Regions from separate parts of the Homo sapiens genome. Here region 2 is linked to region 1. The links are chromatin contacts, found by Hi-C or POLR2A ChIA-PET in ENCODE. All regions are on one chromosome and are shown on one strand. The core of a region is the stretch at or near the end of the contact, and the rest is flanking DNA. Distances in the headings are between cores, read along the strand shown. Region 1 has its middle 72 kb from the start of CNIH3-AS2. Region 2 overlaps CNIH3 (cornichon family AMPA receptor auxiliary protein 3).

Evidence for each region. Hi-C counts contacts between places; a loop is a spot of excess contacts on that map. ChIA-PET counts read pairs that join two places held with the same protein, here RNA polymerase II (POLR2A). Pooled maps may share reads with other maps.
Region 2: a pooled map shows a loop between it and region 1 (5-fold over the local background). The contact joins two enhancer-like sites. A Hi-C loop is called at or near these places in 2 of 50 pooled maps. POLR2A ChIA-PET finds 5 or more read pairs at or near these places in 2 of 52 experiments (HEK293 and WTC11).

What each region holds. Positions count from the first base shown.
Region 1 is chr1:224,541,074-224,547,659 of GRCh38, forward strand. It overlaps a transcript of CNIH3 not described here. Among named protein-coding and RNA genes, the nearest start is that of CNIH3-AS2, 72 kb to the right of the region's middle. Within about 2 kb of position 1,923, at least 5 of the 41 ENCODE cell types and tissues checked have a DNase peak (open chromatin) inside an H3K27ac peak, as active enhancers do.
Region 2 is chr1:224,731,946-224,739,187 of GRCh38, forward strand. CNIH3 (cornichon family AMPA receptor auxiliary protein 3) reads left to right here. Exons shown (of 6, transcript NM_152495.2): 5 at 2,618-2,761. Among named protein-coding and RNA genes, the nearest start is that of CNIH3-AS1, 5.0 kb to the left of the region's middle. RefSeq lists enhancers at 1,081-2,280, 1,672-1,811, 3,293-3,362, 4,837-4,896, 5,247-5,296. Within about 2 kb of position 5,046, at least 5 of the 41 ENCODE cell types and tissues checked have a DNase peak (open chromatin) inside an H3K27ac peak, as active enhancers do.

The sequences.
Region 1 (6,586 bases), core at 673-3,172:
AAAAAATTCCATTGCTGTATTGGCATGTATGTAAGTAATTTAATCTCCCATCTCTGAAATTTATTAAGAAAGGTTTTCATTTTTACTAAATGGTGAATGAAAAGCACAGCGGAAAGCAGATTTAATTAAGGGCTGAAAATATAGATGAGTACCGTGGTGGAGATTCCGAAGGGAAATTTGGGCCCTTTCCAGGACTTTCTAATTTGATGTTACTGGCTCTTTATGACATTAAGTGTCACTTCCAAATTTATGGCTTTCCTTTTTCCTCATATGGTTGTATCACTGGCACTACTTTAGGCTTATCATACATGATTAGGGTCATTTTTCTTTGGCTTACAAATGGAAGAAAAAGGGGACAAAATGGGACATTTTCTTCTGAGATAATTGAGCAAAAGTTAGATAAGAGGAAAGAGGGAGAAAAGGCCCTTAAAAAGGATGTGCATGCATATTAAAAATAAATTTCCTATAGTGGTTACCCTGAGCTGAGTCAGCAAAAATGCATGATTTCCTAAAGAAGAAAGAAGCTATTCATTAGATTTGAGAGTTCTTTGCAGTCCCAAGCCATGCTATTGCTTCTCAAAGGGTAGAGGCTACCAGAGGAACAAGCACAGAAAGAGCTCTGTATGCAACTGGCTATTCTTTTTTAGAGAAGATTCACAAATTGGGTGTTTATAGCTTTGCAATTCATGGTACTCTGTCATTAACTAATTTTGTGAGCATAACTATGATTTATTTCTCTTTCATTTTCCATACACAGAAAACGACTGTATCTTATCTTATTTTTAAAAAATCTTAATGTCTCTCACTCTTTGTAAGCATCACCTCCAATGGACTCCAAAACTCATGGCCCCTCCAATTCAACTTGCTACTGCTGTTTAGATAATACTTTTCAGAATCTTCCCCAGCCAAGACAAGTCCAGTGGCTTCCAATTTTCTTCACACGTTGAAACTTTTCTGCCGGATGTTCAGGGCCTCCATAGAATGGCTTCACACTTCCCAGTCAAGCCCACACCTCCTCCACTTCCTATCAGATGCCTCTGCTCTGGTTTGGCCAGAATCTTTCCTATTGTTTGAAAATGCCACAACCATTCCAGCTTCTATGCATCATCAATTCATGTTTTCCTTCTTAAAATTCATTCTTTTTCCTCCTTGGCTACTTAAATTCCATCTATTTGTAGGAAGCAACATTTGGGGTGTCTATTCTACGTAACAATAATTTTGGGCAATGAAGCCCTAGCAACGATTTTGTACTACATGACCCTGCTTTCTTAGCCACACTTGATTGGACTAACAGAGTACCTATGACCTAAAATGGAATGATCAAACTCTCTTCCCTAGGAATTTGGAAATGGAACTGAAAACCAGTGTGGGTGTCTGAAGATGGAACATGTGACTTAGGAACACGAAATAGAATAGCCACATTCTATTTTCTGGAAGAGAAACTATGGCAGCCTCATGGTAGAAAGAGAAAGAGTGTATGTAATAGAGTACTTGGTAGAAAATAGCAGAAACAAATTCTAGTTAACTTAGCAGAAAATATTTACTCTAAGGATATGATGTAGCTCATAGGATCAATGAGAAGGCTAGGAACCAGGTTTGGAGAATGGACCAAGAGAGATTAGGCAGCCCAAAGACAGCCAAGGTGTCTTCCTAGGAACAGTCCAGTTAGAATGCCACTGTAAGCTCCACTCTTGCCTCTTCTCGTCAACCCCTCCGTATAGTAGCTGCAGTGATCTTTCTAAAATTTAACTCAGATTATGATATTCTCCTGCTATTGTATAATAATTTCTCTGGTCTTTGTCCTAGTTCCTGGCATGGAGACTCTAATACCATTGGAATTTTCCAAGTTGTCTTTGTTATCCATGGTGGGTCCTGATTGCTTATGCTAATGAGGTGACTCATGCTAGGCCTCTAGACAGCTTCTGCAAATGAGAAGATTCAGGATGTGGGTAGGCTGAGTCAGAAAGACCAACCATGAGATTAGAAGGTTGGAGCTTTGAGCTATGTGATATCAGCCGGATCTCTGGAGAGGGGAGGGAAGCTGGAGATTGAGTCTAATCATGTGGGCCAATAATTCATTGAAACATGCCTGGGTAACGAAATTCTAATAGAAACTCAACACAGAAGTTTAGTGGAGCTTCCTGGTTGGTGCTGGGAGGGTGACACGTCCTGATTCTATGGGGAAAGAGGGCACAGGAGCTCTATGTGTGGGATCCTTCTGGATCTTGCCCTGTGTGTCTGTTTGTTTGCCTGCTTCGGATTTGTATCCTTTATCATAAAACTGTAATTACCAGTACTCTCCTGCGTACTTTAGTTCACGGGAGTTCTGTGAGTCATTCTAACAATTAACAAACCTGAGGGGGCCATGAAAATCTTAGAATTTGTAGCTAGTTGGTCAGAAGTGTGGGTGGTCTGAAGACCCTCAAACTTGCAGCTGGTTTCTAAATAGGGACAGTGCTGTTGGAGACCATGCCTTTTGGCTTGTGGAGTCAGTGCTGACTCTGGGTGGTTAGTGTCAGAATTGTATTGCATTACACCACCTGCTTAGCACTTCCAAATGGTTTTTATTAGACCAGAATAAAACAAGTGTTCACAATGGCCTGCAGTGACCTTGCCAGACTTGCTTCCTGCCTGTCTCCCTGGCCTTACCTCCCTCTACTCTCCTCCATATGCACTGCATTCCAGGATGACATTTCTTCTGTCCCTCGCACACACCAAGCTGACTCCATTTCAGTGCTTTGCACTTGCTCTTTCCTCTGCTTGGAATACCTTTCTTCCAGATCTTTGTGTGGACTTCTTTGAGGGTAGAAGTACTGTTGGTCTGGTTCACTTTTATACCCAAGACCTACAGCAGTAACTGGATTGGTTGATTGATTATACACTCATAGGTCACATAAGAGATCTGGGTGGGTCTGTTCATTATAATTCTGCAACCTACAGGATCAGATTCTAGGTCTGTCTTTTTAGCTAAATTGGCTCTTTGGCTGTTAAGAGATAAGAGGTTCTTTCTGTGCTGTTATCAAAGCTTTTTGGCTCTTGGACCATGGCATTAGCTGAGATATTTAAGCCCCAAGTTTGTAGTTTTCTTTCTGTGAACTCACCAGTGCATTCAGAAATAGTCAGTTCATTCAGAGTCTTTATATTTATTGCTCCCTCCAAAATAGTTGCAATCACCACTTGGTCTCCACAGGGAGAAGGAAGCCTTACCTTCCATATGCACTTCATCTCAAGCAGTCAGCAGTGATAATTTAACTAACAATTTGCTACAGCATCCCATGGACTACCAGTATCTTATTTTCCACTGGCATTGAGGTCATCATCTCATGCACGCCAACTCAGATAATCAATCCCAGATCCTATCTTTGAATCAGTTTCCTGGAGCTATTTTAGGAATATTTTGTTTATTCAGGGAAGCAAAACTGCTCTATGTTTTTAAAATAGGGAGTTCAATTCAGGAAATTGGTAACAGAGGTCTTGGAATGGTGGGAGAACAAAGAGGAAGGCAAAATGACTCAAAGATTGGTAATTTTAGGACGCCACTCCACCTCTAGGGCTGAGTGCACAGAAGCGAACACCATGTCACCAGAGCCCATGACCGCTGTGCTGCTGAGGCTGCTGCTGATGGAACTTGACTGCCCAAGGAGGAACTCAAGAGCTCTCAGTTACTCTTGGCACTACTACGACCACCACCATTATTGCTTTTGTCACTGCTGTCACTATTGCTGTTGCTATTGCTGCTGTCACTGCTAGAATCAAGAAAACACATGGCTTCTCCCTGCCTCCTACTTTCCAGTATCCTGCCACTGCCTCCCATGAGCATAATCAGCTGGCAGATGAGTCTGGAAAATGTAGTCTTCAGGCTTCTGGCCTGAGGGAGGAAGTAGAGTGGGGTGAGTGTTAGCTAAGAGACCATGGATTCCATGTGGCACAAACTCAGAGGTCCTGCTCAGATAAGCCTTCCTTGCCCCTGATACCAGAGCAGATCACGCTGAGCTCACTCTCAAAGCCATTGGCACTTTCTTCTCATAGAAGTTCCTACAGTTTGTGATTGCATATTGCAATGTATATGTACAAACGTATGTGTGTATCTCCTATGTGTGCAGAAGCTCCCCAAAGGCAATGACTGTGTAGCTTTTGCTGTCCACCATACCTGTAGCTCCTACACATGGTGGGGACTCAAATGTGTGTTGAACCAATGAACGGCTTCAAACAGCTCTGCCTTTCTGCCCATCCTTCACCCTTGTCTCTTCTCTCATCTTAATTCAGTCCCTTTCTATTATAACGTTCAGAGTCTACAATGAACTGTGAGACTTGGAGTGAGAAATGAGCTTTTAGATGAGTTCTCATCATCTTTAAAAATACGTATTTCACAACAGTATCAGTTAGGCTACCCAAATTCCCAGGCATTCTAGTCCTTTCAGAATTCCTGCCCCTCAGCATGAACATGCAAGTCTGTGTGTCCCTCCTCTTTTCAGGTCACATTAAGCTTAGGTGTCGGGTTGGAAGACTAGGTGCCATAGGAAGGATATAAAGGCAGTGGCTGTAAGAACAAACATCATTAAGTTCTTGGCGGAGGAAGAAGGGGCACAGAGGAGGGGATTTATGTGAATAAAGAGTCTGGGTCAGGGACTTGTGGCCTTGAACAAAGTGTGATGAAGAGGGTAATTTCCCCTGAATCAGCTTGAACATCAGGCTTCTAGTCACTATTTGGCTTTTGCAACATTAAAAATTACTATGTGGCTTAGTGTGCTAGGGCTGCTGTAACACAATACCACGGACTGGGTGGCTTCACTATAGAAACGGATTTTCTCCTGTTCTGGAGGCTGGGAAGTCCAACATCAAGGTGTTGGCAGCTTTGGTTTCTCCCGAGGCCCCTCTCCTTGGTTTGCAGGTGGCTTCCCAGGGTTTCTCTGTGTGTTTGTGTCCTAAGCTCCTCTTCTTATAAGGACACCAGTCATACTGGGTTAGAGCCCACCCTAATGACCTCATTTTAACTTAATTACCTCTTTAAATACCTTATCTCCAAATGCAGATACATTCTGAGTTACTTGGGATTAGGACTTCCAACACATGAATTTTAAGGGAACACAATTCAGTCCCTAACACCAAAGCAGCAAGCTTTGTTTCATTCTTGTATGTTTGGATACAACTTTTATGGAAGTTTTTCTCAAACGGAAATCCCAATATATGAAGTTATATCTCCCATGCTGTTAATTTCCAGAAGGCTTACAGGGAGAACTGAAATGGTTTGCAAACAAAAATGACAATAGAACACAGTAAGATGCTGCACTTCCCGCTCTCCCAAGACACCCAGCCTCCAAACTGCACTGTGGTGCCATCAGTTAGCATGAATTAGGAGAGACACGAGGTTAGACAGCCCAGCACGTTGTAGTCAACCTGGAGGGGGTAATGAATGCTGAGCAGCGTCAGGGGAAATTAGGAGGAGAGGTCACAGAGGTGTGGTGGAGCTGGAGTCTCATGCCTTGGTGAGAAGTGGAGAACAAAGAAAAGGGAGGAGTTCCATTCTGACCCAGTGTGTGTCACTTGGTTTAGCAAATTTATAATCATGGGTCCCAGAGAAAATTTATGTAAAATACCCTTATCCAACCCACTGCTCCAGGAAGCACCTATTTTTCATGCCTTCTGTGAGTTGTCAAAATGTATCTTCCAACTTTAATGAAACTCTAAGGTCAGCAGAGCCTCAGCTTTGACAAATAAAACCATTCAAGTCTGTATCTCCCTCATTGTCCTCCAGTGATCCTCATGGAACACCTTTCCTGAAGAGATGATGATGGGGCCATTTGACATGGGACACAGCAGGTGCTGGAAGAAGCACATATTTTTAGTGACAAAGACTGTGACTATGGTAAGCCAGAAACAAGACACTCAACCACTGAATTAGGACTTTTGAAGTAGTAATTGGTAGTGGTAAGATGGGTGAGTGAGTACCTAATGGGCCCACCTGTGTGCATACACGCAAGGTTGTCTCCATGCTGGAGGCTGAATGAACAAAAGAATATTATCTCCAAAATTGCAAGATTTCCTAACAACTGGAGATGTTCCAGCTTCTCTGGCAATTTGGCAGATGACTGGGGAAGAATAAAGAGGGCCCTGTAATTCTCAATTAATCTGGAAATAATGCCAGAAATTCCTCCTAATACCACAGTGGGTGTACACCCTGTAATATCATTCATAATATCCGAAAGGAGATATTACTCCAAATATCACAGTGGGTGTACACCCTGTGACAGTATTCGTAATATCTGAAAGGAGATCTTACCCCTAATATCACAGTGGCTATATACCCTGTGATATTATTCATAATATCTGAAAAAAGATATTACCCCTAATATTACAGTGGGTGTACACACTGTGATCGTATTCATAATATCTAAGGGAACTATTATTCTTAATATCACAGTGGGTGTACACCCTGTGATAGTATTAGTAATAATTAAGGGGGGTGAAACACCCTGTGTGTACACCCCCTGTGATATTCTTCATAATATATAAGGGAGATGTTACTCCTAATATCACAGTGCGTGTACACCCCGTGATATTATTTGTAATATCTAAGCGAGGTATT
Region 2 (7,242 bases), core at 3,796-6,295, 190 kb after region 1:
TGGAGGGCCTGAAATGATTTGATGGGGAAGGTGGAATTAATTTATTCTCTAGGTAATGAAAAATGATCAGAAGCTTTAGAAGAAGACAGTGGCATTACCTGATCTGATTTTTAGGAAGGTGGCCTGGGAAGCAGTGTAAAGGATGGGTTAGAGGGTGAAATATTGAGGATGAAATCCAATGAGGGGGTTATGGTGGGAACTCCAGGTGGAGAGGTGAGAGAGCCTTGACCCAGGTGGTGGGAGTCAGAATGGTGAGAGAACAAGAGAAGCTGTGGAGGTGAACTGGATAAGCCTTGGCCCATAATTGGGTGCAGGTGAGGGAGAGAAAGCCTCTAGGCTGCGTGGCCGGGAGGTCGATGGTGCCATTGACCAGGGCCAGCAGGGTAGAAGAAATCTCAGATTTAGGGAGGAAGGAAAAAGATTCGGTTACATCGAGAAGCCTCACTTTAAGTAAAGGCAATCTGCTCTCATCTGAATTAGAGAGAAGTCAAATAGAAGATCCAGGATTCACAACAACCAAGTGAGCTGGGTTTCATTTTCTGTGTTTGATACATGGGGACACAGAGACTCACAAAGGTTAAGTCAACTTAACCTGTGTTGCTCAGCTCGGACGTGGCAGGGCTGAGGTTACACCCCACCTCTGTACGAATTCCAGTCTGAGTCCCTGCCACCTGACACACTGCCCCAGGGGCTGGCTCTTCTCCTCCAGGAAAGGAGTTCGTCCCAAGGTCCTTCAAGTAGGGGGCTGTCAAGGCAGGGTATCAGAAATGTGATTAATGGACAAAACATCGATCAGGGCACTGCTTCGTGGGGCTAGCGCTTGTCCAAAAGGGAGGAAAAGGAGAGGCAGCCAGTGTCCGTAGACTAGGAAAGTTGATCTCTATGGAGGAAGGGAGGGGCTGCAATCTCCTTGCCAATAGGGACTTTGTCTTACCTTTTTTTTGAATCCCTGACAGGATCTAGTCTAGTTCCTGGCAATTAGTAAGTTCTCAGAACATGAAAGAAAAAAAAGAATGAGGAGGGGAGGAGTCCTTTAAAAACCAGAGCCCTTGTACACCCTTTATCCCCCTTTTTACTCCCCCTCCTTCCCAACAGGTCCAGACCAGTGACATTTCACATACAGAGAAAGTCCCCTCCTGCTCTGGCTCTTAGTTTGCTTAAAGGAAATAGAACTGTCTGCTGTTGACTCAGTACCTGTTCTTCCCAGGTTATTTGCATACATCGCCTCACATAATGGTCACAACAGCCCTTTGCAGTGGGCAATTCCATCCCCATTTCACCGATGAGAAAGTTGAGGCTCAGATGGGTTAATGACTGACCCAAGGAAAGTCAATGTGGTGACTGGTGACTGGCAGGGCCTTTGCTGTTTCCACGGAGCCACATGGCCACCCTGCCCTTCTGCCTCCACTTAATGAGGTCACCTGGGAATAAAACCACAGTGACAGCAAATAGCTTTTGAGATTGGCTCCCAGGAAGAGGAGAGATGAGTGGCCTGGAGGGCTGTGAGCTGGCAGTTGTCATCGAATCTGGCTTGTGATTTCTTTTCAGCACAGTGTCAGTGACAGATAACGTCAGTGCAATTCTCTGAAGGGGAAGGAGGAGGGAGCTGAGATTCCGGATCTGCGAGTTGCTACATTGCAGGATGTTCTTCAAAGCCAGTGTGATTAATCTCCCGGTCGGAGCCCTCTCCCTGGGCCCTTTACCACCATTGAGAACCACTGTCTGTCCCAGAGCCCAGGGAAGCCATTTATTTGCACTCCTGGCCTCTGGGTGGCTTTACCAGAATGACTGAAAAAGGAACTCACTGAGAGATTCCAGCTGTACTTTGTTCTTGGGCTCCGGCAGGAGGCTGTGGCCAGGTCCCTGGGGGCAGTGTCCTGGGGGCAGCGACCACTTCCCAAGGGACTCAGGAGGCTCAGACTCCTGCCCCAGGTCTCACCAAGCCTGACGGCTCCCCTCCTCAGGGGCTGTGGCCAGGTGAGCCTTGGGAACGTAGTATTTTGAAGTACACACAGTTCGCGTTAGCTGCTCCCCCTCCTCCTCTTTCCCACCTACGTTCTTTCACTCACCCAGCTGCCGTCCAGGGCACGCTGTCTCCCGACAGATGGCTGATGTTCTTTTTGAGTTCTAGGTCCCACTATCAAGAAGGAAAGCACCTGTAAACTGCTCTGCGCTCAAGTGAGAATAGGATGTCCCGAAGTATTCAGGATTTTCAATAAGGGTCTGTGTAAAGTAGTTTTAGGGTAGAATGGAGGTATGGTGGCATCCCAGCAGTGGTGGTATAGCCCTTTACCTCTGCCTGCACTTGTCCTGAGAGGCGGCTCTTCCTCAGACTCCTAGGCAACGCCAGGTGACACATTTCCCCTTCTGTTGGAGCAGCTTTGTATATGGGTGAAATTGCCATGATGCCAGTGGATTGGAGTATTTGGGGATTTACTACCTGCTGGAAGATAGTGGCTGAGCCACTCTTCAGCGGTGCTTCAACTGTGATTTGGGCAGAAGGCAGGCAATTGCTTGGCAGGGATTGCTCGACAGAAGCCCTGCATCGGAAGGGTTTGCCCAGGTTACGCCAGAAGTACCAGGACCTCAGAGACAATGATGTCCTCTCTCCCTGCAGGTATTTCCACTGTCCAGCAGATAGCTCAGAACTAGCCTACGACCCACCGGTGGTCATGAATGCCGACACTTTGAGTTACTGTCAGAAGGAGGCCTGGTGTAAGCTGGCCTTCTATCTCCTCTCCTTCTTCTACTACCTTTACTGGTGAGTATCTGCCCCTCCTGGTGGTTTTGACTCCTGCAGCAAAAGGAAGAGAATTTCAGGCTGGCCTCTGGGAGGCGTCCTTTGGGAGATGGCGTGCGAGGGTGGGAGTCATGGCCATTCAGGTGTAGTCCCAGCTGTCTGACTCTGGCTCAGGAGCAAGGGCTTCTGTATAAACAAGTAAGGGGGCAGGAGATCCTGCAGGAGGCCTTGCCTGCTGATCGGCACATCCTTAGGGCCACGCAGTGAAAACACCCTCTCAACATCCCTTTGGAGATAACTGGTGAAGTGCAGTTGGCTACTCCTTCTTCCCTATAGGGCTTCCTGCCTCTCACGACTTTGCAGCTCAGCCCAGCAGGTTGCCTGTGGCCACAGGGGCTCAGGCTCATCCTCACTGTCCCTTGCCCCAAGGATTCTTGGGAACCATAACAGAGGCCCCAAACTCCCCACCCCAGCCCCACAGTGGCTGTCACGGTTCATAAAGTGGCATTTTGTGTCGCTAAATGCTTCATTTACAGTTTTCCCAATATTACATAACACCATTCCAATTAAGAAAAACCTGCTGACTTTGCAGTCCTGTTTCAGGAGTGTCCCTTCTTTTCACCTCTCCGCTCAGAACATCCTAACTAAGCAGATAGCTATAAACAGACTGTCTTGTGGTTTGACACCACAGAGAGTGCCTTTTCCGCAAATGTCTCCTCCTCCTTCCTGCTCCTCTTTGGCTCATCTCTGGGGACTCTCACCTGTCACTTGCGATTCCATCATTACCTGTGGCAGGGCCATGGTGATCTCCAAACCTCCCGGTGATGTCTCCAAAAGGGCATGGTTGACAGCAGCCAGGTGAAGAGGAGGAGGGGTCGGGATGTTGGACTGCACGCCACCCCTAGGTTTGGATTGGGCTGTGGCAGGCCAGAATGTGGCTGCATTTGTCCAGCATTTTTTATTTTTTATTATTTTTTAATTTTTATTTAAAGATGGGGTCTCACTGTTTTGCCCAGGCTGGAGTGCAGTGGTGCCATCGCTGCTCACTGCAGCCTTGAACTTGGCTCAAGTGATTCTCCCACCTTAACCTGAGTAGCTGGGACTGCAGGTGTGTGTCACCATGCCCGGCTATATTTTTTTTTTTTAATTTTAAAATTTTTTGTAGAGATGGGGTTTCACTGTGTTGCCCAGGCAGGTCTTGAACTCTTGGGCCCAAGTGACCCTTCTGCCTCAGCCTCCCAAAGTTCTGACATTTAAAAATGAGCCAGGCTTTGTGCTCAGAGCTTTGTACGTATCGCTCAATTTATAAGATAAATACTATCCTCACTCACATATGAAAAATGAACTGAATCTGAGAAGTTAGATAATTTTCCTGAATTCCAGCTATTAGTGTCACAGCTGTAAGTAGTACATCTTGAGTCCGATTTCAAAGACTGAACTCCTTTTTCCTTTTTCTTTTTTTGAGGGTATCACTCTGTCTCCCAGGCTAGACTACAATGGCAGGATCATAGCTTGCTGCAACCTTGAACTCCAGGCTCAAGGGATCCTCCTGCCTAAGCCTCCTGAGTAGCTGGAATTATAGGCATGTACCACCATGCTCGGCTAATTTTTGTATTTTTCTGTAGAGACAGGGTTTTGCTATGTTGCCCAGGCTGGTCTTGAACTCCTGGGCTCATGTGATCTACCCGCCTCAGCCTCCCAAAGTGCTGGGATTACAGGCGTGAGCCACCGTGCCCAGTAGCTCTTAACTGCTGGCTATCTTAGAAAACCTCTAGAAAAGTCTTCATCAAAGTGTGGGGTAAGGAAGGGAGGAAGGTGTGCTTTTTAAAAATGCAGATTCCTGGGCTTATAGCTACCTATTCAAACTTTCCAGGGCTGGGCTCTGCGTTTTAAACAAGCTCTCTGGACAATCTTGGTGCACACCTTGGTGGCTCTGGAGCATTCTACTTGGTTCTGCCTTCCCTCCCCTTTACATCCCCAGTGTCCGCAGACTCTGTGGGGTGCTCTGGGATGTTTACTGCTCCAGCCTGCAGGGAGCCTGACGGTCTTTGAAGCCTCCGGAGATTTCTACGGTGCCCAGTGGGTTCACCTAAGTCTTTCTGACTCCAAGTCTGAACTATTTAACAACCAAAGGCTTGTCAGATGGGTTTCTGTCTTGGGAGACCTACAGAGTGTGGACAAAGCCGCCGTGGGCTTAGGGACTTGCCACCTTGGAGGTTAGGTTTTTTCCCTGCAGTGTGCTCAACCCTGCTTTCTTTGTGGAGCCACAGACTTCCCCTTCTGCAGAGTCATGGGCTGAGTGGCCTGTCCCCAGAGACAGCACTGTCTCTCCTCTAAGCCAACAGAATGAGACCATTGTTTTCATTAGCTCCTGCCCCTTTAGCCTGGGATCCACCTCAGTGTGGATGAAGACAGAGGCGAGACTTTCCCTCATTTCAGTTTTGTTGCAGTAACTGCTGGAGCCGAGGCGTCGCAGGGAAGAAGCCATATGAGTTCACAGGGAGGGAAGCGGCTGTGCGTGCTCCGCTGCGGGGGTGGGAGGGGGTGGGGTAGGGAGGTCTTGGCAGCTCCTCTCGGTTAGATGGGTGTGATTGTTCTGTAACCGAGTGTGTTCCAGACAGTCTGTTTGACTGTTTGTCCTCTAATTCATTACTTCAGTTTGGCCCTGCCTTCATGATACATGTGTTAATCACTCTGTTTCTAAAACAAAATTGGAAACAGTTCCTGCAGCCTCACTGGGACCCTGGGTGGCCGCCACGGGCACCCACATTCTTTGTTGAATCTGGCCCCTTGGTGCTCTTTGGGGCTGCTTAAAAGACTCTGTTTCTCCCACCTTAGGAGCTGCCAGCCCCTCAGATCCGGAGCTGGTGGAGAGCACAGCAGCGTCAGCGCAGGCCACCGTGGGAGGGAGGGAAGGGGACTCGTGTATGCAGAGCCATGTCTGAACTGAGCTCAGGGCTAGAGACCCACACAACAGCGGGGAAGACGGGGTTGATAGTTTATAGTTTGAGCTCCCTGAGGGGCTCCTGAGGACTTCGGAGAGGTTAAGAAATGTGTCTCAGGTCCCTGCTAATAATTAGCAACATCTGGCTTCAGAGCCTGTGCTCTTTCTTCTATCCTGTTTGAACCGCATGGCACCCATCACCCCACTTCTCAGGTTGCCTTGTGGACCAGGTGATATTTGAGGGTTGTGTTAGAAGGGGACTAGCTAATGCAGATACTAATACTAGCTAGTGAGCCCAGTGTGAACAGTGTCTGCTCTGTAGAAAGATTTTTTTCCGACCTGAAGTAGTAGGACCACCCTCCTGCGTGGTTATTCTGGATCATGCCTGTTCCTCCTCAGGTTTATTTCTCTCCATCTATGTTATTTATGATTTACTTGTTCCTTGACACTGGAGACCATGTTGGTTTCATTCACCTCTGCGTCTGCAGTGTCCTGGCCCGTGCCTGGCACTCACTGAATCCTCGTGGTTTGTTGTTACAGCTTAGCTGTATGCTTCCTCAAGGCAGGAATTGGGGCTGCACACTCACCATTTTCCCCAGCACTGAGAATAGTGTCTGGCATAACGAATGAAAGTGAGTAAACAAAGGTATCCACTTGAGGCTTAGTACTGTTATGCAAAAAGCACTGGCTTTGGAGTTAGAATGTGGCTTCTCGCCCTGCTGTCACTCCTCATCTGGCCCTCAGCTTCCCCAAGTAGAGTAAGTCCCTCTTGCTCCAGGTCTGACCAGTGGTTCTCTGTGTACATGAGGTGTGTGAGGTTCCTGAAGATGGAACTTGAGCTACTCAGAGGAGCTCATTGGGCATCCACAGCTGCAAAGGGTTAGAAGTCAAACCTTTTCATTTCTTTCCTTTGGTTTTACTTCTTAGATGAATCTTTTTTTCTCACTATAATGTGAAAAGATAGTTGGTTTCTTTTTCTGCGAAATAGACAAAGAGGTATATTTTGGTGCAGATCATTCCTCAGCCTTGCAAAATTACCCTGAAGCCCTTACTAAGCGCACAGGGATACATGTCCCCTTCACCCCACTCTTAGTAGTATTGGGGCAATACTTTAGGTCACACACTTTTAATGCATGTTTAATTCCTGGAGTCCATTAAAAATAAGAGGGCCAGGGAGTTACCCAATCAAGAATTCATTGAGTTCTGGTGCCCAGAGGGCTTATGTTCCCACGCTGGCCTTTGCAGTAGTGATGATGATCTTTCCCCCAGCACTACCGTATTATCCAGCATCATCTGGGAGCCCCTGGACACAGCCATCATGCAAGCACATGGCAGCTGGTGGCATAAAGAATCCACTGCACCCCCACCTCCACCCCCAGACCTGCCCTGCAATTGCACAAAAAGGAAAACAACCATAATCATCATCCTGATGAGAATGATAATAGGCACTTAGAGCTTTCACATCTTTTATCCAAGGGATACAATATGCTCTCCCAAAAAATTTTTATTCCAGTGTTGTGGGAAGTAGAAGGGGCACAGTAGTGGAGTTGGCGAGATG